7 separate regions of the Homo sapiens genome follow, and regions 1, 2, 3, 4, 5 and 6 are each linked to region 7. The links are chromatin loops, found by intact Hi-C in ENCODE. Cell type or tissue: heart left ventricle. All regions are shown on one strand.

The links. Peaks named below come from ENCODE experiments on the same cell type or tissue, not always from the same donor. Only the 100,000 strongest peaks of a DNase experiment are listed, where the experiment ranks them.
Region 1: it touches region 7 in a loop (2.2-fold over the local background); 31 of 110 quality-filtered maps call a loop at or near these places.
Region 2: a loop joins it to region 7, with 6 times the contacts of the local background. A loop is called at or near these places in 60 of 110 quality-filtered maps.
Region 3: a loop joins it to region 7, with 2.7 times the contacts of the local background. A loop is called at or near these places in 60 of 110 quality-filtered maps.
Region 4: it touches region 7 in a loop (2.3-fold over the local background); 13 of 110 quality-filtered maps call a loop at or near these places.
Region 5: a loop joins it to region 7, with 2.4 times the contacts of the local background. A loop is called at or near these places in 13 of 110 quality-filtered maps.
Region 6: it touches region 7 in a loop (3-fold over the local background); 31 of 110 quality-filtered maps call a loop at or near these places.

What each region holds. Positions count from the first base shown.
Region 1 is chr17:9,512,727-9,516,726 of GRCh38, reverse strand. The region is part of intron 4 of STX8 (syntaxin 8); the gene reads left to right. Among named protein-coding and RNA genes, the nearest start is that of STX8, 61 kb to the left of the region's middle. In heart left ventricle, no CTCF peak of the experiment used is centred here; no DNase peak of the experiment used is centred here.
Region 2 is chr17:8,992,722-8,996,721 of GRCh38, reverse strand. No RefSeq gene overlaps it. Among named protein-coding and RNA genes, the nearest start is that of NTN1, 27 kb to the left of the region's middle. In heart left ventricle, a CTCF peak has its summit at 2,301 (motif pointing left); a DNase peak (open chromatin) is centred at 2,291; H3K27me3 peaks cover 69 bases.
Region 3 is chr17:9,005,093-9,009,092 of GRCh38, reverse strand. It overlaps a transcript of NTN1 not described here. Among named protein-coding and RNA genes, the nearest start is that of NTN1, 14 kb to the left of the region's middle. In heart left ventricle, no CTCF peak of the experiment used is centred here; no DNase peak of the experiment used is centred here; H3K27me3 peaks cover 2,974 bases.
Region 4 is chr17:9,102,711-9,106,710 of GRCh38, reverse strand. The region is part of intron 2 of NTN1 (netrin 1); the gene reads right to left. Among named protein-coding and RNA genes, the nearest start is that of NTN1, 83 kb to the right of the region's middle. In heart left ventricle, no CTCF peak of the experiment used is centred here; a DNase peak (open chromatin) is centred at 1,980; H3K27ac peaks cover 1,714 bases.
Region 5 is chr17:9,113,597-9,117,596 of GRCh38, reverse strand. The region is part of intron 2 of NTN1 (netrin 1); the gene reads right to left. Among named protein-coding and RNA genes, the nearest start is that of NTN1, 94 kb to the right of the region's middle. In heart left ventricle, CTCF peaks have their summits at 1,753 and 1,954; DNase peaks (open chromatin) are centred at 268 and 1,866; H3K4me3 peaks cover 896 bases; H3K27ac peaks cover 468 bases.
Region 6 is chr17:9,520,694-9,524,693 of GRCh38, reverse strand. All of the region lies in intron 4 of STX8 (syntaxin 8), which reads left to right. Among named protein-coding and RNA genes, the nearest start is that of STX8, 53 kb to the left of the region's middle. In heart left ventricle, a CTCF peak has its summit at 2,417 (motif pointing right); no DNase peak of the experiment used is centred here.
Region 7 is chr17:9,290,670-9,294,669 of GRCh38, reverse strand. All of the region lies in intron 7 of STX8 (syntaxin 8), which reads left to right. Among named protein-coding and RNA genes, the nearest start is that of NTN1, 270 kb to the right of the region's middle. In heart left ventricle, a CTCF peak has its summit at 2,311; a DNase peak (open chromatin) is centred at 2,329; H3K27ac peaks cover 264 bases.

The DNA of each region.
Region 1 (4,000 bases), 220 kb before region 7:
TATTATTTTTCGTATTTTCCTAGTACCTAGAACAGTAATAATAGGCACCACCCCAAATGTTAAATTGAACATAAAACCAAATGAAAAGAGAATCGGGTGTACATCCAGGGATACCTATGATCTCATGATCTTACCTGCTTTTCTGAGTGAAGGTCAGTGAGTGAAATTGCTGGATTTCCTCATAGGTTTGGGGCATCAGGAAAGTAGAAACACCAAACAAACCAGAGAGAAGTGGAGTTAGACAGTTCAGCCTTGGGAATCAGATAACCCTGGGAAATCCTTTCTATATATGTCTGTGGTGATGTATGTTTGATATTAGTATTAAATTGTGCCCATATTGTCACTTTTATTTTCTAACAGGTGTTTATTTTCTAACAGGTGTCTATATATATATATATATATATATATATATATATATATATATATATGACTGTGGTTCTAATGTGTCATTTTTGAGATTGTGAAAAAAATATTTTTACATTTTTTCCCCTTGAATAACAGCTTTTTAAAAGCATGCACTAGGGCTCACAGGAGCTACCAGTGACTGGTTCCAACATTAAGTTCAGAGGAGCAATAACACCTCAGGGGCAATATACTCATTTTGATGGTCATAGCTGGTTACTAATGCACTTTCAAAGTATCTTTACATACCTCTGACCCACTTGCATTTGCAGTAAACCATGGACAAATCCTGTGTAATTCCTGATTTGAAAAGTGGCTCTTGCAAGATGATATGAGAGTTGGGATAGGCTTTGAATGTGAATTTTCTTCTTTCCTTCCCTTTCCTATTGCATTCTTCCCCCTTCTTCGAAGGTACGTGAAATTGAATAATTATTATAGAGAAGAAATCCAAAATCTTGACATCTTGGCTATTTGGTGCCAATGGCATAAAGTAAGGCTTCCAGCTGGGCACAGTGGCTCATGCCTGTAATCCCAGCATTTTGGGAGGCCAAGGTGGGAGGCTTGTTTGAGCCCTGGAGTTCAAGACTAACTTGGGCAACATAGCGAGACCCCATCTCTACAAATAATAAAAATAATTAGCCAGGTGCAGAGGCACGCACCTGTAGTCCCAGCTACTCAGGAGGCTGAGGTGGGAGGATCCCTTGAGCTCTGGAGGTCAAGGGTGTGGTGAGAGATGATTGTACCACTGCACTCCCGCCTGGGTGACAGAGTGAGACCCTGTTTCAAATAAATGAATGGATGAATGAATGAATGAGAGAGAGAGAGAGAGAGAAAGACTTCAAAGAAACACACCTGTCGTTTTAGTAAAGTGGAAGAAAGTCATACTTCTGTTTGGCATGCTAATTAGTATACTTGAGACCAACTCTGTGCTTAAAATCTTAGTCTAAGGAATCAAAAATTTTCTTCCAGTTTTGCCTGGGTTTGTCTCTTGCTACATGAAATAGTCTTCCAAAGGCTTTAAAGTTCTAAACTAAAAGTGAAATTAATATAGCTTTTGTGATATACAGATTTATTTAAAATTTTTTAGTGCCTTCTGTGTAAAAAAATGCAATAATTGGTATTATGATAGTAGTTAACATCTTCCAAGTACGACATTAGACAGTTTGCACACATTTTACACATTGTTTCATCCCACCAGAATGCAAACAGCACCGATAACAAGAATCTATGCTTTGTATGGGTGGAGATTTTGGTCCATTTGTCTATATTCTATTTTTTCTTCATGCCCATTAATGAGAGCAATGCCGACTATATAATAACTACGAAGTAAATGTTTTTGGAATGAAAAATTATTGAATCCTCCAGCTACTTTCTGTTCATATGTTGCCAGTAGGTGATATGCTATTAGCTGTTCACTCCATATTGTGGGACAGCGTGTGTACAGCGAAGGGTGATTTTCAGTTTCTGCCTTCTGTCTAGTGGATATGCACCTTATCTATATAAAAGGTTAAATAATAGGGTAGCAATTGTTTCTGGATGATATGGGAGATGTGAACAAGGCTAGAAGAATTATAAATAATGGAGATATGAGTGAATATATATAAATCACCTGGAGCCGTGTCTGTACAGGGCAAATGCTTACTGCATGTTAACTGTTGTTATTGCTATTGTAACATCATTGTCATCATTTTGTTTTTTGTTTGTTTTTGTTTTGTTTTTGAGATGGAGCCTCACTTTGTTGCCCAGGTTGGAGTGCAGTGGCGCAATCTTGGCTCACTGCAACATCCGCCTCCTGAGTTCAAGCAATTCTTCCTGCCTCAGCCTCCCAAGTAGCTGGGATTACAGGCGCCCGCCACCATGCCTAGCTAATTTTTGTGTTTTTAGTAGAGACAGGGTTTTACCATGTTGGCCGGGCTGGTCTGGAACTCCTGACCTCAGGTGATCCACCTGCGTTGGCCTCCCAAAGTGCTGGGATTACAGGTGTGAGCCACCGCACCCAGCCTATCATTTTGTTTTAATTGACATATAATAATTATACATATTTATGGGGTACATAGTGATGTTTTCATACATGTAATATATAATGAGCCAGTCAGGATAATTAGCACATTCATAATCTCAAACATTTTTCATTTCTTTGTGTTGGGAACATTCTATATCGTCCTTCTAGCTACTGGAGACTTTATTGTTAACTGTAGTCATCCTACAGTGGTGAATAGAACACTCAAACTTATTCCTCCTGTCCAACTATAATTGTGTGTCCCTTAACAAATCTCTTGCTCTCCCCCTTCTCCCTACTCTCCCCAGTTTCTGGTGTGCTCTGTTCTACTTTTTACTTCTATGAGATCAACTTTTGTTTTTAGCTTCTGCGTATGAGTAAGAACATGCAGTGTTTAGCTTTCTGTTCCTGGCTTATTTTACTTAATATAATAACGTCCTCCAGCTCCATCCATGTTGCTGTGAATGGCAGGATTTTATTCTTTTTTATGGCTAAATTGTATTCCGTTGTGTATGTATACCACACTTTCTTTATCCATTCATCTGTTGTTGGATAGGTTGATTCCATATTTTGCCTACTGTGAATAGTGCTGCAGTAAACATGTGGGTGTGGATATCTCTTCAAAATACTGATTTTCTTTCCTTTGGATAAGTGCCCAGTAGGGGGATTGCTGGATCATATGGTAGCTCTAGTTATAGTTTTTTGGGGAACCCCCATACTGCTCTCCATAGTGGCTGTACTAGTTTACATTTCCACCATCTGTGTATAAGAGTTCCTGTTTCACAACATCCTCACAAGCATTTATTTTGTGTTTTTGATGATAGCCATTCTAAGTGGAATGAGATGATACCTCATTGTGATTTGGATTTGCAGTTCCCTGACGATTAGTAATGCTGAGCAATTTGTATATATTTGTTGGCGCATTTGTGTGTCATTTTTTGAGAAATGTCTGGTCAGATCATTTGTCTGTCTTTCACATATTTTGTGTATCTTTTTTTTTTTTTTTTTTTTTGGAAATAGAGTCTCACTATGTTATCCAGGCTTAAGTAATCCTCCCACCTCAGCCTGAGTAGCTGGGACTATAGGTGCATGCCACCATGCCTAGCTCATTTGCCCATTTTTCCATCCAATTATTATTATGATTTTTGCCATTGAGATATTTTGAGTTCCTTACATATTTTGCATATTAATCCTCTGTTGGATAAACAGTTTGCAAATATTTTCTCCTATAGATTGTCTTTTCACTCTATTGACTGTTTCCTTTGCTGTGCAGAAGCTTTTTAGTTTGTTGTAATCTCATTCGTTTCTTTTTGCTTTTGTTGCCTGTGCTTGTGAGGTCTGACTCATAAAATCTTTTCCCAGATCAACATCCTGAAGTGTTTTCCTTGTTTTTGCCTGGTACTTTTATGGTTTTGGGTTTTACATTTAGGTCTTTGAATCATTTTGAGTTGATTTTTTCCTTAGGGTGATAGATGGGTGTCCAGGTTCATTCTTATGCATGTGCATATTCAGTTTCCCAACACCATTTATTGAAGAGACTGTCTTCCCCCAGTGAGTATTCTTGGCACCTCTGTTAAAAATGAGTAGGCTTGGCTGGGT
Region 2 (4,000 bases), 300 kb after region 7:
TGCACAATGGTTGCTTACATGCATTGACGACATATAGTACCTCTGGTCCCTGACAACTAAATGGTAGTAGTGACTGCCAATCACTATGACAGCCAAAGCCACGACCCCCCAAATCTCTAAATGAACAATAGCATCTCCATTGAGAACCACTAGTCCAGGGTCAAAATCCCTTTGGACATGTCTACCAAAGCTGGCACTTGGTCTGCTTGAGGCTAAACTTGTAAAATACATTTGATTTGTTCTAGCTGTCACAAATACACTTGCCAAGACTCAAAGGGGGCTATAGAGAGAGGGAGGCTGTGGGATGGGGCCTTTTCCTCTGAGTATCTCCCTTCGTATTAGCTTTTTGTCCAGAAAGCACAGACCCAAGGGAAGCTGGCCTCATGTGCCAATCTGAGGCACAACCCTGTGGTCTTTTTGAGGCTTTTCCTGAAACCCAGCTGGGAAGTAAATCAGTACAGACATAATCCTGATTTTAGCCACAGGGGCCAGGGCCTCTGACCAAACCCCTGGCTTAGGAGAATTTCCTGCTATACATTTGCTTGGCATGTCAATCTCAAACTATTCTTGCTCTGCCCTCTCAGGGATGGGGTTAGTGAGACCATGGCTCCTTGGGATGAGGTTTTGACGTTGGCATGTGCAGACTTGCTCACTGGGCTCCATTAATTATATTCACCTCCACCTGCTACAGGGCTTTTTCCGGTCCGTACATCTGGCCCTTCCTTTCTCTCTGCAGTTCTAGCACCTCCCTGCCCCCTTCAGCTTTCGGCTTGCTTGTCTCGAGAGGCAGGTATGACATGACCCAATCCCCTCGCTGGTATTCCTGGAATTCAGCTGGTTTAGCAAAGCAAGGATGAAGTCCCTCCTGAGCAGGGCAGCTGCATCTTTCCGTACACATTCCATCACTTCTGCCAATTGATGTCTCCAGGCCAGCTGGTCATCTACAACATGGATTTTGATCCTCAAGAATTCCCTCCCAGACTCCCTGGCCTGAAAAGGGCAGCTGAAGGGCCCAGAAGCCCTTCATCAGAAGCCCATCATCAAACAAAGGGGTCAGAAGCCTGTGACTTTGGATTTCTGCCATTAGACAAGAGTCCAGATGGCCTCTGACCCAGGCATCCATGCACCTGCAGCTGTAAACCTATGTGGTTTATCCAGTGCACAGACATTTATTGACCACCTTTGGTATGCCAGGCACTATGGACACAGCAGGAACCAGACAGACACAGTCCCTGCTCTCCTAAGGTTTACGGTCTACAGGGAAAGGCAGGCAGATGTTCAATAAACTGTAACACAAACAGCTGTGCAATTGCAACTATGATGAGCATTACAAGGAAGTGCAGGGGCCATGTGACAGAGTATAACAAAGGCTGGGTAGGCTAGGGGCCTGGGACGTGGGGGCATCGCTGAGGAAGTGACATTTAAGTTGAAACATGAGGGAAGAGAAGGTGTTACCCAGGTGAAGAGAGTGGGAAAGAGCCTTCCCAGCGCGGGGAACAGCAGAGGTGAAAACTCTAATCTGGAAGGCAGCTTGACATGATCAAGAAATCACAATAGTTGTCAGGTATTGATTGCTCCCTATATGCCCAGCCTGTTCTAAGAGCTTTCTTTACAAGTATAGTTTTTCTAATGGCCACCGTGCTAAGAAATAAGGAACTAGCATCCTCATTTTACAAATGAGGAAACTGAGGCACAGAGAGGTTAAGTAATTGCCCCCAAATCCCACAGCTATAAAATGAGGGAGCTACAAATTGAGGCACAGAGAGGTTACCATTGGATCCAGGTAGTCTGACTCCAGAGACGGTATCCTTAACCCCTATGTCAGAATCCCCTGTGAAGATAAAAAGTCATGATGTCATAGCAGCAATATGTATTGTTGGACATGTATAAAGTGGCTGATGAAACCACATTCATAGTAGAAGGGTATATTAACTACGTCTTCTTGTTTTCTGTATTCTTGATGCTTTGGGGTCTGGGGTTTGCTGATCCTGGAGGGACTGTCCCTTCCAGGGTTAGTTAATCCCTAGAGATGGCAAAGACTACGCTGTGAGCACACCTTTGATATGCAAACCAACCAATCCAGAGCCCACACCCAAACTCTCACGACTTGTCCTAGTCACCCCAGGGCCAAGTGTCAGACAACTAGAGAAATCCCCTATACCTTGGAGCCCGCCAAAATTACTCACACTTGCCAATCCTAAACCTTGCCTTGCCTGCCTTTCCCTCCGAAACCATAGTTAAGGCCCCTGCCCTGATTTCCTCTTGTTCCTTCTGCCTCTTGCCCAACCCTGGGCTCCCCCGTGTGGCCCTGTGTGGCATGGCATGTCCCTTCCACTCCGGAACTGTGAGTAGCAAACTCTTTTTTCAATGGTAGTTGTCTCCTGATCTGCTGTCCTCGGCATTACCTGAATAATAAGACAACCTACATTTTTTTTTTTTTTTTTTGAGACAGAGTCTTGGTCTTATTGCTGAGGCTGGAGTGCAATAGCAAGATCTCGGCTCACTGCAACCTCCACCTCCTGGGTTCAAGCAATTCTCCTGCCTCAGCCTTCCGAATGGCTGGGGTTACAGGCACCCACCACCACACGTGGCTAATTTTTTTGTATTTTTAGTGGAAACGGGGTTTCATCATGTTGGCCAAGCTGGTCTCAAACTCCTGACCTCAGGTGATCCACCCACCTCAGCCTCCCAAAGTGCTGGGATTACAGGCATGAGCTGCTGCACCCAGCCAACACAACCTATATTTTAAAACAAAGGGATCCTTGGATGTTTAGCTGAGGCTCAGGGAGGGGAAGCCCAGAAGTGGAATTAAACCCCAGGTCTCCAGGCTCTTGCCCTGATGCATGTTTTACTATGCTTCCCAGGAAGGTCATGAGGGAGGGACAGGGACAAGTTTGGGGTGAAAAGGAATAAACCTTGTTTTTTGAGACAGGGTTTCACTCTATCACTCAGGCTGGAATACAGTGGCTCAATCACAGCTCTCTGCGTCCTCCCCTTCCTGGACTCAGGCCATCCTCCCACCTCAGCCTTCCAAGTAGCTGGGCTAAATGTGTGTGCCACCACACCTGGCTTTTTTTTTTTTTTTTTTTGTAGCAATGAGGTCTTGCTATGTTGCCAAGGCTGGGAAATCAGACTCTTTCTTTAAAAAGGGAAAAAGAATCTGATTTGTAGGAGCAAACAGAGTCATGATGGGAGAAAGAAAGTGGAGTTGGTGTTTGGGTAAGTGGAGGCAAGGAGAGAAAGAATTTTATTCATTTTATCAATTTCATACCAATTATTAATAATAGCAAAATCTTACTTGGTACTTACTATGGGCCGGGTACTCTTCTAGGTGCTTTCTGTGTAGCATGTCATTTAACCCAAATAACAACCCTATAAGGTCAGGGCTATTATCTCCACTTGGGAGACGAGGAAACTGAGGCATGGATTCTAAATGACTCACCTAAAGTTAAACGGAACCTAAGTAAGTGGCAGGGTTGGGTTTTCTTTTCTTTGAGACAGAGTCTTGCTCTGTCACCCAGGCTGGAGTGCAGTGGCATGATCTCTGCTCACTGCAACCTCCGTCTCCTGGGTTCAAGCAATTCTCCTGCCTCAGCCTCCCGAGTAGCTGGGACTACCAGCTCATGCCACCACGCCTAGTTAATTTTTGTACTTTTTTTAGTAGGGATGGGATTTCAACATGTTGGCTGGGATGGTCTCAATCTCCTGACCTCGTGATCAAGGTCTCCCAAAGTGCCAGGATTACAGGTGTGAGCCACTGTGCCTGGTCGGGTCTGTCTGTCTTTCTCTTTTCTTTCTTTTGTTTCTCTTTCTTTCTTTCTTTCTTTCTTTCTTTCTTTCTTTCTTTCATTCTTTCTTTCTTTCATTCTTTCTTTCTCTTTCTTTCTTCTTTCTTTCTTTTCTTTTCTTTCTTTCTTTCTTTTTTCTTCCTCCTTTCCTTTCCTTTTTTTTTTGAGACGGAGTCTCACTCTGTCACCCAGGCTGGAGCTCACTGCAACCT
Region 3 (4,000 bases), 290 kb after region 7:
TCCCAAGACAGAGCTTTTTTTGTTTTGTTTTGTTTTTGTTTTGTCTTGTTTTGAGATGGAGTCTTACTCTGTCACCCTGGCTGGAGTGCAATGGTGCGATCTCAGCTCACTGCAACCTCCGCCTCCTGGGTTCAAGTGATTCTCCTGCCTCAGCCTCCCAGGTAGCTGGGACTACAGGCATCCACCACCATGCCCAGCTAATTTTTGTATTTTTAGTAGAGCTGGGGTTTGGATTGTACCCTAGTCAGACATAGTCCCCTCCGTTAACATCTCCGTGATGCTGGGCAAATCACTTCACCTCTGTAAGTATCAACTTCCTCTTCTGAAAAATGTGGATAGTAATCTTCCTTCCTTGTTCTCCCGCCCTCTCTTCCTTCCATGGATATCAGGAGTATTGAGTAAAAAACCATATGCAGAAGACCCTAAAGTGTCCAAAGCCCTAAACAATTTTCATAAAGTTGCATAGACTGCTGGGTGCACAGTGGCTCATGCCTGTAATCCCAGCACTTTGGGAGGCTGAGGTGGGCCAATCATTTGAGGTCAGGAGTTCGAGACCAGCCTGGCCAACACGGTGAAACCCTGTCTCTACTGAAAATACAAAAAATATCAGCTGGGCGTGGTGACACATGCCTGTAACCCCAGCTACTGGGGGAGGCTGAGGCAGGAGAATCACTTGAACCCAGGAGGCCGAGGTTGCAGTGAGCTGAAATCGCACCACTGCACTCCAGCCTGGGGGACAGAGTGGGACTCCATCTCAAAAATAAATAAATAAATAAACTAATTAATTAATTAACTTAAATTAAAAAGTTGCCTAGAACCAGCAAATCCAGTGATACTGCCATCACCAAGCTTACTACAGGGCAAACAGAGATCATGTACAGGACAGTGATGACTGGCACCACAGAGACACTGGGCTTTAGTGTTAATGAGCATCAATAATGTATTGTTAATAAGCCATTAATAATAAGACAATGAGAATGAATAGTAAATATCAATACAAAGTATCCACTTCAGCTCAGGGTCAGATAGATCACTCAAGAACAGAGTCTAAGTCAAGTGCATTGGCTCACACCTGCCATTCCAGTACTTTGGGGAGCCGAGGTGGGAGGACACTTGAGGCCAGGAGTTTGAGACCAGCCTGGACAACACAGCAAAATCCTATCTCTACAAAAATAATAAGAATAATAATAAATTATTTGCAGGCATTGTGGCTTGCACCTGTGGTCCCTGCTACTTGGAAGGCTGAGGTGGGAGGATAGCTTGAGCCCAGGAGTTGGAGGTTACAATGAGGCATGATCATGCCACTGTACTCCAGCCTGGGTGACAGAAGGAGACCCCATCTCTAAAAGCAAGCAAGCAAGCAAGAAAGAAAGAAAGGAGGGAAGAAAGGAAGAAAGGAAGGAAGGAAGAAAGGAGAAGGAGGGAAGGAAGGAAGGGAGGGAAGGAAGAAAGAAAAGAAAGAAAGGAAGGAAGGAAGGAGAAGGAAGGAAGGAAGGTAGGAAGGGAGGGAAGGAAGAAAGAAAAGAAATAAAAGAAAAGAAAGGAAGGAAGGAAGGGAGGGAGGGAAGGAAGAAAGAAAAAAGAAAGAAAGATAAAGAGAAAGAAAGAATGAATGAATGAAAGAAAGAGAAGGAAGGAAGGGAAGAAAGGAAGGAAGGGAAGAAAGAAAAAGAAAGAGAGAAGAAAAGAAGAGAGAAAGAGAGAAAGACAAGGAAGGAAGGAAAGAAAGAAAAGAGAGAGAGAAAGAGAAAGAAAGAAAAAAGGAAGAAAGAAAGGAAAAGAAGGGAAAGAAAGAAAGAAGGAAGGAAGGGATGAAAGAAAAGAAAGAGAGAAAGAGAAGGAAGGAAGGAAAGAAAGAAAAGAAACAGAGAGAAAGAAAGGAAGAAAAAGGAAGGAAGAAAGAAAGGGAAGAGAGAGAAGGAAGGAAAGAAAGGAAAGGAAGAAAGAAAAAAGAGAAAGAAAGAAAGAGAGAGAAAAAAGAAAAGAAAAGAAAACAATGGAGTCTCGTAATCACAATTGTACTCGTAATTATAACCATGGCGGCTAGCATTTCTTGAGCACTTACTGTCAGGCCCCGTGGAGGGAGCTGGTATGCTGGGTCTTGGCCAGGGGGCTTGGTGAGGCCATGATGGCGGTGGAGAAGCTGGAAGTGAAATTGTGAACAGCTTCTCTTCTTAGGGAAGACAGGGAAGGAGAGGATAACCCAGAACTATAGGCCCCAAGAGTGGGTGCTACTAATATATCTTTCTTGTTCCCTACTGTAACCCTGAGTACCCAGCACAAAACTTGACACATTGTGATCACTCAAAAATGTTTGCTAAATGAACACAGAAGGGCCCTACCAGGGCATCCATATGCAAGGAACATGGATTTCTTGGTGTCCAGGGCCATATCTGGGCATAGCATTAGTTGGGTTAATTTGGTTCTGCATCCATGAACCTTCATTTCCCATCAATTCTTCTTCCACATAAAGAAGATTCATGTTGCACGTCATGTTGGCTTGGCCCTAGAATGTGGATGATGTCCTTGCCATCATCAAAATCTCACAATCTGTGATGTGCACACACACACCTCACATCTCCTGGCTCCGGATTGGGAGTCCAGCCTTTTCAACAGAGCCAAGGCCCCTCCCTGCACTGGGTGTCCTCGCTCAGCATCCAAAGGGCTCAGGAGTCCACCACCTCCTGCCTGGGCCCCCTCAGCGAAGATCTGATTTTCTCATCATCTGGATAGTCTCAGCGACTCGCAGCAAAGGGATGAACCAAGCTGACCTTTCTGGAGGTTTGTTTAAAGCAGAACAATGTTTGTCTTGTCCAAACACTATGAATTACTCCAGAGAAGCCTGCCCAGTTTTACAATTCGCAGCTACAAATGGCTTACATAAATAGGGACTTGTCCCCCCCACTACCCACCACCCCCGTACCTGATGGCTTCTCCTCCCCCTACCCACTTTCTTCCACTTTTCCAGGCCTTCTCTTTGCCCCTCCACCGCCCACTTCACACCTCCAAACCCCAGCATGCTGAAGGGGCAGGTGCTGGCATTCTGGGCCACAGCTCACACCTGGGTTATTGCTGGCATGGGTCCCCCTATGGCCGGCTGCTCTGTCCCTGGCGTGGGCAGATTTGCCTTGCCAAGGGGGGCCTCTGGGCACATTTGTACTGTCTGTGTGGGGCCTGCAGTGTGCAGTGTTAGGTCCAGCTGTGAAAGCACATTGGTAAGAGAAGGCCCCTGGGTTTGGGGACTCAACATCCAGGCAGCCTGCGGTGCACTCTGGCCTCTCCTCATCTGGCTGGGTGCACAGTTCACCCCCTGCCGCTCCCTCATTGGCTGCACATTCTGGAGGATACTGGAGCATCTCCTAGAAATAGACCTCACCCACTATGGCCTCCAGTCTGGGAGGACACCGAAAAGACTGTTCTGCAGATCATATGTGACGCACATAGAACAAGCAAAGCCCATGGTCCTGGGAGAGAAGGGCCTGCTAGGTAAAGAACCTGATTTGGGCTGCATTCCCCTAAATATGGTCCTTATACCACCTGCATCAACATGCTTCAGGATGCTTGTTTAAAATGCAGCCTTCTGGGCCCCTCCCCAGACGTAGGGAAGCTGTGGGGCAGCGGTGGGGAGGAGGAGGGAGGGTGTGTGTGTATGTGTGTGTGTGTTGGGTCGGGGTGGGGGCGGTTGGAAGTCTGATGCCCAGAGTCCGAGATTCACTGTTTGCCATGAAATCCATTCTGGCTCAAGCCCTCTAATTAGCTGGGTGACAACTGCAAGTCACTTTAGGCCTCAATATCACTATCTGTATAATGGCTCTAGAATCTGTGGAAGGATGTTTCCAACTCTTAGAAAGCGTGATTTCAAGGACAGCTGGATATCAGAACCCGAAAGCCACAAGGGGTGGGTGGAGGCAGCCTGAGAGAAAATCTGGGAGTCGCTAAAGCTCCCAGGAGAATGTTGGTGAAGACGTGGAGAGATGCGGGGGAGGTGCAGCAAGGTTGG
Region 4 (4,000 bases), 190 kb after region 7:
AAACCCCCGTCTCTACTAAAAATACAAAAATTAGCCGGGCATGGTGGTGGGCACCTGTACTCCCAGCTACTTGGGAGGCTGAGGCAGGAGAATTGCTTGAACCCAGGAAGCGGAGGTTGCAGTGAGCCGAGCGTGCACCACTGCATTCCAGCCTGGGTGACAGAGCGAGACTCTGTCGAAAGGAAGGAAGGAAGGAAGGAAGGAAGGAAGGAAGGAAGGAAGGAAGGAAGGAAGGAAGGAAGGGAGGAAGGAAGGAAGGAAATGCCATTTTGCCAGATGGCAAATCAGTGGTCAGAACCAAAACTACATGTAGGATATTCCGTTCCGTGTGCTAACTCCGAGGCAGGCCTACAGCTTCACACTTCAACCATCTTTGGTTGATAATAACTCACACAAAAATTCTGCCCCCAAGATACAAAACACAACCAGATTTGCCAAGGCACAAACCCTGAGTGCCAAGAGTCAGGTACGACTGCTCCATCTCACCCGCAAGGCAGGTGAGGCAGTGGGCTGGAAGTCCTTCTCTGCAATTAACCACCTGTGTGATCACAGACAAGTCACTTCCCATCTCTGGACCAGGAAGTGTGGTTTATTTAGCGCTTCTCCAACTTTGATGTGCAGATTCTGATTCAGCAGGTCTGGGATGGGGCCCAGGAGTTTGCATCACTAATAAGTTCCCAGGCGATATTGTTGACGCTGCTGGTTGGGGGGCCATGCTTTGGGAGTAGCTGGTCCAGATGGTCTCTTGGTTTCCCCACTCCCCATCCCCACCCAACTAGCATTTCTTTTTTTTTTTAAATCGGAATACCAGGGTGTGTCTGCTCACCATTCATTTCCTCTTCCTTCCCTTCAACCCACCTCCCTCTGTCTTTAGGCTGCCTACTTATCCAGCTCACCTGCACATTTGGGGGACTTGGGGGAGGGGGAGGATTCCCACAGTTCTAAAGAACCAGTGACAAATTGGCTGTACTCTACCAACTGCGTGAGGTCAAGGAGGAGAGAAACAGAGAGAGACAGAGAGACAGAGACAGAGAGAGAGAGAGAGAGAGAAAGAGAGAGAGACAGAACAGATCTCAAGGAACCAAACATCTTTTAGGAGAAAATCCTGTTTCTCAGCTAGGCGCCCTTACTCCCACCCCTGTCCCCACAGGAGCCAGGGATAATATCATGAACACTGAAGAACGCCCACGTTTTGACAGATTTATAACAAAGCCGTCTCCACAGGAAAAATGATTCTGGATTAATGCCTCCTACATCCACCTGCCAGCTGGGAGCATTCTTTTCTCAGCCCCCAAATGTTCCTAAGCCTTTTAAGGCCACCATTCACACACACACACCAGGCTCCAGATACCTTCAGAAAAGGCCCGGAGAGGTGACAGGACACCTAATGAATAAGCCTGGGGTGGGGCAATGCAAAGGGAAGAAAAGCTGGATTTCCTAGGACTGGGCAGATGGAGCAGACCAAGCTGACCCAAGGGGGCTGGCCCTGGAAATCCGGCCCAGGTGTGGTGTCTTCCTGGGGGCTCTTCCTAAAGGCCAGGTGTCAGAGGGCAGCATTCTTTGGGAATGTCCCTGCTGGTAAAGGGGCTAACACCACGTCTTTTCATTCTGAAATGGACGCTCAAAACAAAACACCTGTCCTTGGACTGCCGGGTCTCTCACGGGCCCCACATGGCCAGCAGCCTGCTCCCACGGTGAGACCCAGCCATGGGTCACCCCACCCCTGCCCCACTCAGAGGCACTCACCATCACAGGGGCCTCGGCCTGGTACAGGAACACCTCGTAAGTGTTGAGGAATCTGGCTCTGACTCTGAAATGTCCTGTGAGCAGCAGGTCCCTGGCTGTCAGGTCAGGACTGTGGCCAACCTCGCACTCCCTAGAATAAAGCCCACGTGGGAAATCCTTCCCTTCCGTGGGCCAAATCGCCCCGCCTAAAGTCTCCCTGTCTCCAGGACCTGACGGGAAAGCTGTGCAAGTTCAAAAAAAGGCCAGACCAGGGTGTCATGGTGTTGGACATTCAGCTTTGACGTGCCAGCAAGAGAGAGCGGCTTCATGCCAGCTGGCCCGAGCACCCTCAAATGTGTCGGGCCTGCAGGTCAGCCTTGTGCCCAGCAGGGCTGACCCTATTGCTACCTCCAAGGTCACGCTGGGTCCTTTCCCAGTTTTCCAGACCCCCTCTGCTCTGCCCTCACAGCTCCCCTGCCGGGCTCCTTCCCAGGCCCCGAAGCACAGGAAGCTTTGTACGGCCCATTGCTTCTGCTCGTGTGTCTTTGTCTGTATGTATGTTGTGTTATTATCTGCAATCATCTATTGCAATCACCTATCTTTGTACTATGGTAAAATGCACAAGAAATTTACCACCTTAACCATTTTTAAGTATACAGTTCTATGGCATTAAGTACATTCACATTGTTGCACAATCATCACCACCTCCATCTCCAGAACTTTTTCATCTTCCCAAATTGAAACTCTGTACCCATTAAACACTAACTCCCCATTGCCACTCCCCTAACCTCGGGCAACCACCATTCTGCTTTCTGTCTGTATGAACTGGACTACTCTAGGTGCGTCCTATAAGTGGAATCATACGGTACTTGTCTTTTTTTTTTTTTTTTTTTTTTTGAGATGGAGTCTCTCTCTGTTGCCCAGGCTGGAGTACAGTGGCACCATCTTAGCTCACTGCAACCTCTGACTCCTGGGTTCAAGTGATTCTCGTGCCTCAGCCTCCCGAGTCTCTGGGACTACAGGCATCCACCATCACACCTGGCTAATTTTTTTGTATTTTTTAGTAGAGATGGAGTTTCGCCAAGTTGGTCAGGCTGGTCTTGAACTCCTGACCTCAGGTGATCCACCCACCTCGACCTCCCAAAGTGCTGGGATTACAGGCTTGAGCCACAGCACCCAGCCTAGTACTTGTTCTTTTGTGTCTAGCTTTTTTCACCAAGCATAACAGCTTCAAGGTTTATCCAAGTTGTAGCATGTGTGAGAATTTCCTACCATTTTAAGGCTGAGTAATATCCCATTGTATGTTGTATTAGTCCATTCTCATGCTGCTAATAAAGACATACCCGAAACTGGGTAATTTATAAAGGAAAGACGCTTAATTGACTCACAGTTCACCATGGCTGGCGAGGCTTCAGGAAACTTACAATCATGGCAGAAGGGGAAGCAAACACATGGTGGCAGCAAGCAGAAGTATAGACTGAAGGGAGAGAAAAGCCCCTTATAAAACCATCAGATCTCATGAGAACTCACTCACTATCATGAGAACAGCACGGAGGCAAACTCCCCCATGATTCAATTACCTCCCACTGGGTCCCTCCCACCACACATGGGGATTATGGGAACTACAATTCAAGATGAAACTTGGGTGGGGACACAGCCAAACCATATCACATGTATAAACCACATTTAGTTCATTCATTCATCAATCCATGGACATTTAGGTTGTTTCTACCTCTCGGCTCCTGTGAATCATGCTGCTATGAACATGGGTGGTACAAATATCTGTTCCAGTCCGTGCTTTCAATTCTTCTGAGTATATACCCTGTCAATCACTTTTTAGCTTTTTATTGACATATCAAATTGGTCAGAAAATTTTTTGCTCACAAAGCATACTGCTCATGGAATTTTCACGAACTGAACACATCCATGTGAATCAGCCTCAGGCCAAGAACCAGAACACTATCCCCCCACACTCACCATCAGAAGCCACCTCCTGCCACCTCCTCCACAGTCACTACCCTCCATCCAGCCAGGGTAGCCAATATCGTGACTGCCAACAGCATACATTAGCTTTGCCTGGCTTTGCACTTGACATAAATGGAATCGTAGAGTATGCATCTGGCTTCTTTTAGTCAACATTATGTTTCTGAGTTTTGACTACTTGTTGCATGTAGTTATAGGCTATTCATACTCATTCCTGTATAGCATTCCACTGTATGACATATCACAAGCTACTTTTCTATTCTATTGTTGATGGGCATTCATGGACAGTGTC
Region 5 (4,000 bases), 180 kb after region 7:
AATTTTCGTATTTTTAGTAGAGACGGGGTTTCACCATATTGACCAGGCTGGTCTCGAACTCCTGACCTTGTGATCCACCCTCCTCGGCCTCCCAAACTACTGCGTGAGCCACCGCACCCGGCCCACATGAAAGCTTCTTGAGGTAATGCTTTACTTGGTCCAGGTGCAGACCCAGGGCCAGTGACACTGTGAACCACCTGTCCTCATGCTTCTGAGGAGCGCAAGCCCAACTACTGGTGTCATCAGCCATTCTGCAAGTTTCCGCCCCAGGCCGGGCCCTTCCCTGGGAAGCAGAGTGTCCTCTGCCATCCTCCCTCCAGTCTGTGGCCCCTGCCACCAGGCAGCTCCTTCCCCTGGCTGCCAATGCCAATCTGCTTTATGTCCTCTCTGCCTCCCTGCCCTGTCTCTCGGCTTTCTCTCTATTCACGCGCTGTTTCCTTAGACGCTGCATTTTTTCCTATAACATCATGTCTGATCCAGACTTTCCTAAAAGCACCCTTTCACGCCTCACAGCTTCCCCGGGTGTCGCTCCCAGAGGCTCCTCTCCCCGCCCAGTGGGGCCATCCCAGCCCTCTCCCACCCCCCTCATTCAGGGAGCCACAATGCACATTTTCATATCAAAAGCCACCCCTTGTACCTCGGCCACAAATCCTTCCTGAAAGCAGACAAGATATCCGACATCAACTGTTAATAGGATGTGCCCCATGCTTACAAATATTTCAATCCCATACTCGTCCTTTCATAGAGTGGAATATGCCTCCACCTTTCTCCTTCCTGTCTACCTTCTAAATAATACCTTTCTCATCACCTTTTCTGGAGAAGAGAAGAGGTATTTTCCCACAAGTTCTGTGAAAGGACAGTCAGTCCCCAAGCAACACAAACGCGCTCTGTACTGAGAGGCAATTGGAAGCTGACCTTCTGGGGCCTTCCTAGGTGACAATGAGAACGTGATGGATGGCAGTGTTTTCTGGGCCTGGTTTTCAAGCCGAGGCAGGCACCGTCTTCCGCAGCCCCACTATCTACAGAAAGCCCTGGGATTTTAAGCTTTGTCAGTGAAATAAGGGGAAATCAGAGAGATGTGGGGAGAGAAAGAGGGCAGGGAGAGGAGGGGGCCTCAGAAGGGTGCCCTCCACCATCGCAGCTGCCCCTCCCCGGGTCACAAAAACAAACAGCGAGTAGAGACTCTAGAAATCACCCAGCTCGACTTCTGGAGCAAAAGATGGGGAGGCTAAGGCCCAGGGATGAGAAAGACGTGGTGAAGGCCACACAGCAAGCTGGTGGGTGGGTGGGTGGGTGGCTCAAAACTCTGTGGCTGCTTCCTGACCCTCCCGGGGGCTCTGCCTACCCCACCATGCCGCCTGCCCATGCCAAGAGGCACCTGTTCTGCCACCCCCGTGGAATGTTCTGCAGAGCCACTCGCCTCTGTGGACAAGGGTCTAGCTGGCCCACAGCCGCTCCTCCAGGAACAGCAGAGCCCTGGCTAGGACCAAGAGGCAATGTGTTCGGTTAACCAAGCAAGATGACGACACCCACAGGCGGCTTTCTGGGGCTCTAAGAAGCTGCCACAATCTGCCCCCGGAGAAACAAATGCAGAGAGGTTGAAAGAAAGGGCCACCCAGCCTGCCCCTGGGGCCTCCGCCCCTTCGGCTCATGTTTGTTTTGTTTATGGGAGGAAAATTCTCCGACTGTTCATAGAGGGAGAAACACGAAATCCCTTCCTCCACGGCCTCGGAGACGGCGAGTACACGGCTGCTGCCGCCTCGCCAGCCCTCCTCCACCGCGCACGGCCGGCCAAGACCAGCAAGCCCCATCCAAGGCTGCCCCGGCGCCTCCAGAGACTCCGCCACGGCCCATCCGTTCGTTTGTCTCTGGGGGCTGCGGCCCCGGGAAATGTCAGAGCCGTTTGTCCCCGCCCCGGGGGGGAAGGATGAGTCAGGGCACAGACCTCGGCTCTTGCCTGCCCTCTGCTTTCCTTCTGAGGCCTCTGAGTGTGTTTGTGAAGCTGGTTTTTAAATTAACTCCAGTGCACACAGTGGGAGGGTTTAGAGCATTTATCAAATCCCTCTCCAGATTTCAGCCGGGATCTGTCCAGCTCCAGGAACGTCACGTGGATGAGGACACTGGTCCAGCCAGGAGCCCGGCTTTCTCTTCCCGACAATGAGCTCTGAGAAGGAAAGCCTTTAACTGGTGAGCAGGAGACCCCCGGGAGACCCTGGGGAACACATGCAAGGCTGACGCCAGCATTGTGGGTCTTTGGTGAACACCTCAAAACCACCTCCATTGCCTATTTGCTCACCCCAAAGAGTTGAACATCCTTGAACTCAAAAGTCTCTCTCAAAGGCTTGAACTTACTGAATCGGTATTAAGGTGCTGTCTGGCCCACCCAAATGAATGAGCTCAAGTTCATTAGTTTTTCATTCACCCACTTACACAGTCCTTTCTCTCAAGGAGCTGAGGCAGAAGGAGAGGGGAGCTGTCACAGAACTGACGAACAGGAGTTTGCACAGAGCAGAATTTTCTACTGCACCCCCGGCCTGGCGCCCCAGCATCCTGCCCCATCTTCCAAGCCTACCACTCATCCACCCAAGAAAAATGCAGGTAGCATCTTCTCTCACAGAAGCCTCCCACCATGTCAGGTTCTAGAAATACAGACTGCCCTTGGGTGGTTCACAATCCAAAGACAGACATGAACAGACAGATGGGAACAGCAGTTTCATAAACTCTGCAGGTCAGTAGAAACCAGGAGCTATGAGAGAAAAGAGGAAGAAGTGCTGCCCAACAGTTTATACTGGTAACATCTTTCATCCCACTTTTATTTATTTATTTATGGTTATTATTTTTTTGAGACACAGTCTCGCTCTGTTGCCTAGGCTGGAGTGCAGCGGCACAATCTCGGCTCGCTGCAACCTCCTCTTCCCGGGTTCAAGCGATTCTCCGTGCCTTAGCCTCCCAAGTAGCTGGGATTACAGGCACCCGCCACCACACCCAGCTAATGTTTGTATTTTTAGTAGAGACAGGGTTTCACTATGTTGGCCAGGCTGGTCTCGAACTCCTGACCTCAGGAGATCTGCCTGCCTCGGCCTCCCAAAGTGTGGGATTACAGGTGTGAGCCACAGTGCCCGGCCTCCATGTTTATCTTTTTTTTTTTTAACTCAAGTAAAACATCAATATATTTTTTTGCAAAAAATTCAAACACTACAGAAATAGATGCATTTTGTAATTAAAAGTAACTTTTATATACCTTATACACCCTAAATATGTTAATAGAATCATGCAAAGCTTTTTCTAAGTAAGCATATGCACATTTTTTAAAAGTATCAGACCCGTCATACTTACACTTGAATCTTCCTTTTTTTTCCCTTACTCCTTTTAAGTCAATAAATAATACACAATATCTGAATAGCTGAATCATATATATATATATATATATTTTTTTTTTTTTTCTTTTTTTTTGGCACCCAGGCTAGAGTGCAGTGGCGTGATCTCAGCTCACTGCAACCTCCGCCTCCCAGGTTCAAGCAATTCTCCTGCCTCAGCCTCCCGAGTAGCTGGGATTACAGGCACACACCACCATGCCCGGCTAATTTTTGTATTTTCAGTAGAGATGGGTTTCACTATGTTGGCCAGGCTGGTCTCAAACTCCTGACCTCAAGTGATCCGCCCACCTCGGCCTCCCAAAATGCTGGGATTACAGGCGTGAGCCACCGCGCCTGGCCTGAATCATATATATTTAATTTTATGTCTACATTAGAGTTTATTTAGCTCATCTCCCATCGTTGGACATCTTTTTTTGCTGTTATAAACAACATTGCAGTGAACATCCTTGAACAAAATCTGCCTCTTACTCTGTACCATATGGATTTTGATTCTGCAGTTGGCTTTTTCCTATACTCTCTCCCTATATGACATCTCTATTTCCATCTCATTCTGCTGCCTTCTAGTCTCGGACTGTCCTCTCCTGAGCAAAGTCTGCTTGGATTGCACAAAGAAAGTGTCTTCC
Region 6 (4,000 bases), 230 kb before region 7:
CAAATCAAGGTTATTGAGGTGGAAGTGATGGCTATGTAGGCAGTCCTTGACTTTTGTATGTCTTGAATGGTATGCATTATTCATTGACACCCTTTGCCATGGTCTGAATAGTAGTGTCCTCCCAAGATTCATATGTTAGAACCTAATCTCCAGTGTGATAGTATTAAGAGGTGGGACCTTCGGGGAAGTAAGTCATGAGGACTCTGCCCTCAAGAATGGGATTAGTGCCCTTATAAAAAAAAGATTGAAGGGAGCTTCCTTGCCCCTTTGGACATATGAGAACATGTAGAAGGCACCACCCATGGAGCAGAGAAAAAGTCCTCACCAGACACCGTATCTGCTTATGCCATGCTCTTGGACTTCCTGGCCTCCAGAACTGTGAGCAGTAAATTTCTGTTGTTTATAAATTGCCCAGTCTGAGGTATTTGGTTATAGCAGCCTGAAAGGACTGAGACAGAAATTGATACCGCAAGTGGGTAGAAATTTGTACATCATGTGTTGTTTTTCCTCCTTGTGTATCTTCTTGAATCCTGTCTTTTTAGAACAGTAATTTCCATATCAGTCCGCACATTGGCACCCAACTGGTTGCATAAAAGTTACCCGAGGGAGCTTACACATTCCAGAGGGAAAAGATGCCAGAATTGAAAATGTGGGTGTCCATCTCAAAATTTGTTGTCTTTAGACATGAGTTAGATGAATTGGTATAATAAACAGTAAGGTCACTGAGGTGAAAAATGGACGATGTAGGTGGTCCTTGGCTTTTGTGCATCTTGAATGCATAAGCATTATTCATTGACACTCTTAAATGGCCTTTTAATGCCTAATTTGGATTTTTGTATATCAGCTGCCAAACACACATTTCTATTAATATTATTGATGGTGGCACTGCTTGCCAGCTGATAATTTTGTTTCACTGAACTCACATCTTTGTTCATAGAACAGTATTGATTTGCACAATTGGTTGAATATTTTATTGCATTTTACCTTTACTTTATAAAATGAGTGAGAATGGAAACAAGTACAGTAAAGTGAAAACAGTAATGTTGAGACAAAGATGGAAATCATTAGGTATGCCGAATGCCTAAAGCAAATGTAGATTGCTCATCTTGACTGGACACTCAACGGATTTATCATAACTGTGTTTGGTTGTGAAGAACCAACTGGAAGAAGATGGAGAGTTGTTATTGCAGATGGTGTCAAAAAGGCATGGCTCTAGGAACACCAACTCCCTCATATTATATAAGTTCTGTTGACTTTTGCGCATTTGTTTCTCTTTAAATATATATATGTGTGTGTGTGTATATATATATGTACATATATATTTAATTGACATATAAGTGTACATATTTATGGGGTACAGTGTGATTTTTTTTTTTTTTTTTGAGATGGAGTCTCGCTCTGTTGCCCAGGCTGGAGTGCAGTGGTGCAATCTCGGCTCACTGCAACCTCTGCCTCCTGGGTTCGAGTGATTCTCCTGCCTCAGCCTCCCAAGTAGCTGGGACTACAGGCACATGCCACCATGCCTGGCTAATTTTTTGTATTTTTAGTAGAGATGGGGTTTCACTGTGTTAGCCAGGATGGTCTCGATCTCTTGACCTTGTGATCCACCTGCCTCGGCCTCCCAAAGTGCTGGGATTACAGGTGAGAGCCACCGAGCCTGGCTTACAGTGTGATATTTTGATACATGTATATAATGTGTAATGATCAAATCAGGGTAATTAGCATACCCATAACCTCAAACCTGTATCATTTCTTTGTGTTGATAACATTCATAATCCTCTCTTCTAGCTATTCAAAAAACTGTAAATTATCATTTGCTGTATTCACCTTAGTATGCCACAGAACACCAGAACTCACTTCTGCCATCCAGCTGTTCCCTGTCTCCCTTAACCAACCTTTCCTTCCCCCAACCTCTTGCCCTTCCCAGCCTCTGGTAACCACTATCCTACTCACTGCTTGTATGATATCAACTTTTTTTTTTTGAGATGGAGTCTCGCTCTTTCGCCCAGGCTGGAGTGCAGTGGCGCGATCTCGGCTCACTGCAAGCTCCGCCTCCTGGGTTCACGCCATTCTCCTGCCTCAGCCTCCTGAGTAGCTGGGACTACAGGCACCCGCCACATGCCCAGATAATTTTTTTTTTTTTTTTTTTTTTGGATTTTTAGTAGAGACGGAGTTTCACCGTGTTAGCCTGGATGGTCTCTATCTCCTGACCTCGTGATCCACCTGCCTCAGCCTCCCAAAGTGCTGGGATTATAGGCGTGAGCCACCGTGCCCGGCCGATAGGAAACTTTTTTAAGCTTCCTCACAGGAGTGAGAACCAGTGCATTGTGTTTCTAAGCATGTTGCATGCATCATGTAATAGAGAAGCTGCCTGCAATAGTTGGCCCTCCTGGACTGTTGTAACTAAACTGTAACCAGCAGATGGCTCTCAGTCACCATAAATATGGTAGAGCAGCTCATTCATCTTTTACTTGGAATTCTTGTTTTTTGTGTATCACCCCTTTTTGCCCCTCTTCTACTTTTAAGGTACCATGATTTGCAAACATTTAAGGTACAGAAGTGTTCCTTTTGGTTTTGTTTTTTGCTTAAGATGGCCTGTGTGACTCTCAGGAGCAGTGCCCTGGGGTTTTGAAATTTGAGTTGGAGACCCAAAAAAATGATGGCCTTTTCTACCCTGTATTTCTATTCTTCTGTGAACTGTTTCATCAAGGTTTTCATTTAGTGTTAAAACTTTTTATTGGTAAATTTGGCAAGCAATGAATAGGAAAAAATAGGATTGCTTTTAAATTAGAACAATATTTGATTGTAATAGATTTTAAAGGTGCTATAGTGAAATTTCCTTGGATATTATGTAAGGAAGATATTTTCCTTGTTCTGATTCTTATTTGTTCTGGACTAATACTCAATGGAGATTATTCAATTTGAACAAAAAATATTTTGAGTATCAACTTTGCAGTCGGCACAATGTTAGGCATTTATTGTCCCTTGAGTATTAGCTCCATGAGGTCAGGTATTTATGTCTCTCTTGTTCACTTACAAGTCACTAGATTAGTGCCTGATACATAGAAGATATTCAGTGTTTGTCAGATGGATGGATGGATGGAAGGGTGGATGGGATACAGAAAAGAGTAGGACAGAGTATTGGACTGAAAGATGTTAACAGTTTAGTAAATATGGCTACAGATATTCCTACATAATCATGATCTCTTGAAGGACCAGTTTAACTCTGGGATTGTTATTAAGTGCTGTGTTGAAAATTGAAAGGTAATGAAAAAATTTCCTTTTCCTGAAGTCGTGTCAATTTCTTCAAGTCACATAGGTTTGGCAATCTTTATTCCCTATATCCAGTCTATTCATCAACACTTGTGGAATTTCCCTTGAGCCACTATGTTAATTGTCCCTTTCTCTCTGTTCCCTCTTGTCACTTCCCTTGTCCAGACTCCTGTTACCTCCCACCTAAATTACCACACTGGCCTTTTGGCCTGCCTCTCTGACTGCAGCCTCTCTTCCGTGTAATCCAGTCTGCGTATTGTTGCCAGACTTCGTCTCTAAAGAATTTCTGTCAAAGAATCTATTTCTAATTGAAATTTGAGCCTCTGTGCATCTTTATATTCACAGAAAGGAACTACCAAAAAAAGTTCTGAAAAAGGAATTACCCTTTTATATCATAGGAGTGTTTTCAAATCTATAGGCAAGTCTAGTTACGAAGCTTTGCAGACTCAGCTCACTCACACCCCAGAAATATCTTCCCTCATCCTAACTGCAAACCTCCCTGTGGTCTGTGAATGCCCAAACACTGATATTTTTTCCAGACAAAACAAACATTTTATATAGTCACTTTGACATCTTTTTGAAACGCTAAGAAAGGCTAAAGAAAGCTACTTCTTGGAATTCACTGCTATTTCAATTCTGTATTCAGTTGATAAGAACGCCCTTCCTATGAACTCTAACAAGCTTCAACTTCATTTGTCTGTAGAAAGACATGGATTGTCTGTGCACC
Region 7 (4,000 bases):
GCCCCTAGTTCTTCCTTATGTTTCATCAATGAAGTACCCTCCTCTGCACACACCTTCTTAAGAATCCTTTCCCATGCATTCTTCCCATCCCTGGAAGTCTCTAAGGAGCGATTCCTGATTCCTGTCTGCTCCTTGTTGTCTGCTCTAAAGAGTGTAAGACTGCCAAAGCTCCTGTTTATGAAACGCCTGGCTTCAGATGTTCCACCCTCACTCAGAGCTGATCCTGATGGAGAAGCAACAGTTGCCTTCCATGCAGGAATCTTCTCTTTCAGTGATTCTGTTGTATTTCCAGCTTTCCTGAGCCATTGAGGCCCACCATAGGGTTTTGCACATAGTAAGGGCTCAGAAAATACGAGTTCTCTTCCTCTTTCACTTTATCACCATTAGGCCTTCCAGCCAGACTTCATATCTTTCCTTTCCTTCCTATCTTGTGTTACGCCATCTCTCTCACTAAGAGTTCTTTGCTGACCCTGGGGCCAAATTAGCAAGATGTGACCAACAGCACTGCAATAGACATCAGAAGACCCAAACCCTAGGCCACCTCTAGGCTAGCCGTGGAATCTTCATCATTTGCTTCATCTATAAGATGGAGAAAATAAGACTTGGGCCAGGGGCAGTGGCTCACGCCTGTAATCCCAGCACTTTGGGAGGCCGAGACGGGCAGATCACTAGGTCAGGAAATCGAGACCATCCTGGCTAACACGGTGAAACCCCGTCTCTACTAAAAATACAAAAAAAAAATTAGCCAGGCGTGGTGGCGGGTGCCTGTAGTCCCAGGTACTTGGGAGGCTGAGACAGCAGAATGGCGTGAACCCGGGAGGCGGAGCTTGCAGTGAGCCAAGATCGTGCCGCTGCACTCCAGCCTGGGCGACAGACAGAGACTCCATCTCAAAAAAAAAAAAAAGTACTATAAATGGTGACCACATAAAAAGTTAAACATGACATCTGGGGTTACTGCAAAGCTTAAAATGGATAACATATATGTCACGGTTCTTTGCAAAGTACAAAGTGTCGTATTCACTTCAAAATTAATGACAGTATTCTATTTTTATGGTAACATTTTCTGGGTAGACCGCCGGACCTTCTTACACCTCCTATCTCACTGTCATCACTTATCCAAGGACCTTAATCAGGTCTTTGAGAATTCTTCATAGCTACCTCATGCCCAAGTTATAATGTTCTCATTAAAAAAAAAAAAAGTCTCTAAAATTCCACATCTTCTGTGAGGTCCTCATAAGCTGATTACAGGTAGGGGATGACTTCCCCAGGAAGCCGTGTAAGGCAGTGGCTGCAGACACTGTTTTGAGGGGTCTACAATCTGACTTTCTGGATTGGAATCCAGCTCCATTGGTTACCAGCTGTGAGACCTCGAGCATCCCTTAGATACTCCTAGAATACTGCCTAGAAACTAGAAGTATTCATGGGATCTACCCAACATTGGGAGATTTGTGAGGGTGAAATGAATTATAGCATGTGTATTCTTCAGAACAATGCTTGGCACTTTGTAAATGCTCTCACTATTCATTATTATTTTTCTTTATCTACCTAGGAGACATGGAGGTCCCTGGCTGCTGTGTCCCAGTGGTTATTTAGTGATTGTACCCAATTCAATAATATTGGTGAAATGAATTTAAATTTGCTTAACCAACCAGTATCCATGATGATACCGGATATTCATGTTTTGTTCTATTTTCTGTCAGGTTACTTTAATCTGTCTTGAAAATAATCTTCCTAGAGTTGCTTGCTGGTTGGGTGTAAGGCCTTGTGTTTGGAGAGAAGATGGGGGGCATGAGAGCTGAATAGCTAGTGGCATCTGAGGACTTGGGGCATGGGAACTGCAGAGCACATTCTTAGAAACAGCCAGAGAGCATTCAGCGAGGGGAAGACTTGTTGGCTCAAGAGGAAATTCTGCTGCTTCCAAACCAGCTTGGTGAAGCAAGATGATTCTGCAAGCCCTAGTAAGCCAGGGCCAGGACTGTGAGCTGTGCTGCTGAAGGGGTTCAATGCCAAAGTAAAGAAAGGGGATTCTTTTTAGTTGGAGGTGAGAGGAGGAAACTCCTTCCTGTAGGCCTCAGAATAAAGCATGCTCGAGATTAGCCATTAGCAGGTAGCTGGAGAAATATGAGTGCCTCCTCTTTATTTTGTCTGCTGTAAAGTTATCTTTCTGAAGTCTGTGTTGTGTTATGAAAGAGACAAGTTTAATAAACAGATTCTATTTTTGTTCAAGCTGTGGCTTAGAAAAGCACCATAAATCTCTGAACTGGGAACCCACTGGGCTCTGTATGCCTGTCACTCTCCCTTCCACCACACGGTGGTGACACACCTAAGCTGCAGGTCTCCCACGCCAGTGAATGCTGAAGCCCCACGGACAGGCCCCACGGTGGAGACCGTGACACTGACTTCCAGGATGCCTTTGCTCTACCCTTATATCGTTCATATGTTTAGTACCCATTTATTTGTCTGAGGTTCTTCTTTGTGTAAAGGAATTGCCCTGTGGGCAGGGACTCCGTCCATCCACCTCTGGGCCAGTCCTGTACCTCCTGGATTCCCAGTGCCTCTGCCCCAGCTCCAGCAGCTTCTTCCTTAGCTCTAGTCCTGGTCTGGTTAGCTGGCAGCACCCCATCCAACACTCAGGAACACATCAACACAGGAGAAAATCCCACTTCTCCTTAGTTCAACTAAGGCAAGGCGGGAGGATTTGAAAGAGAACTTTTCCTTGGAAACAACACCAAAATATACACAAAAGCATAAATAAATGAATACGTTCACAGAGTTTAGCCTGCAGAACCAGACTTAAGATAAAACAGCAAGCAATAAAGACTGGCTAGCGGAGCCTTTGGACTGTTCAAAGCCCAGTTTCTTCCCCAACCTCAATCTCTAGGAATCTTGTAGGGCAGTTTAGCAAAGATAGCTCAAATCCTATCCCAAGATAGATTTTATTTATAATTTGTGACCTATGTATTCCAAAGAGGACATGGGTAGTTTACAATAAAAGATGTATGTATATATAAAATCTCAAAGCTGTTAAAGAATAGAAAATGTTTACATGTAGAAGAGAACGTAAATAAAATATGTCCAATTCCTAAACTAATACCATATTTGAGCATTAAATTTAGCACTGAGGATAGAATCTTGGAAAACCAACACAGAAAGGGAAATATGATGTGTACCACAATGGAAGTATTTAATAGGAAAGGAAAGAAACATACTTTTTTTTTTTTTTTTTTTGAGACCGAGTCTCACTCCCATCGCCCATGCTGGAGTGCAGTGGCGTGATCATGGCTCACTGCAGCTTCAAATTCCCAGGCTTAGGTGATCCTCCCTCCCTCCTGAGTAGCTGGGACTACAGGTACCCACCACCACACCCAGCTAATGTTTTGTGTTTTTAGTGGACACGAGGTTTCACCATGTTGCCCAGGTTAGTCGTGAACTCCTCGGCTCGGGTGACTTTTCGGCTTCGGCCTCCCAAAGTGCTGGGAGGTGTGAGCCACTGCGCCCAGCCAAAACATACTTTTTAAGAAAGGCAAGCTTTTTCCTGATACTGAATATTTAATCTCAGTAATTGAAGCATATAATTCTACAGTGATTTTATACAACACACACAAACTCTATTTGGTTGACAGTAATATTTGTTCGGGTTGATTCTACTTCTGGATCCTCATTTCTTCCTAGAACTTGTTCCATGTTCACCATGGCTATGCAACATTCCCTTTTTGAAGCTGACCTTAGGTAGTGCGGAAACCCCCAAAGGGTTGTCTTTTTCAGCAGAGGACATTAGACAAGAATGAGCCTCCCAGGGGACAGGGTTACTGCACCCTAATAAGAAGCATGTACGTCCTGGACTGGGTGGCAATGTGTGCCTTTCCCCTTTTCCAAACAGGAGCTTTTGGTAGCATCCTCAGGGCATTTGTCTACAGGTATATATCGGATATATTGGAAATAACTAAATTACTTGGTCATAATATGGAGAACTATTTATGAACTGGGTTGAGAAGATGAC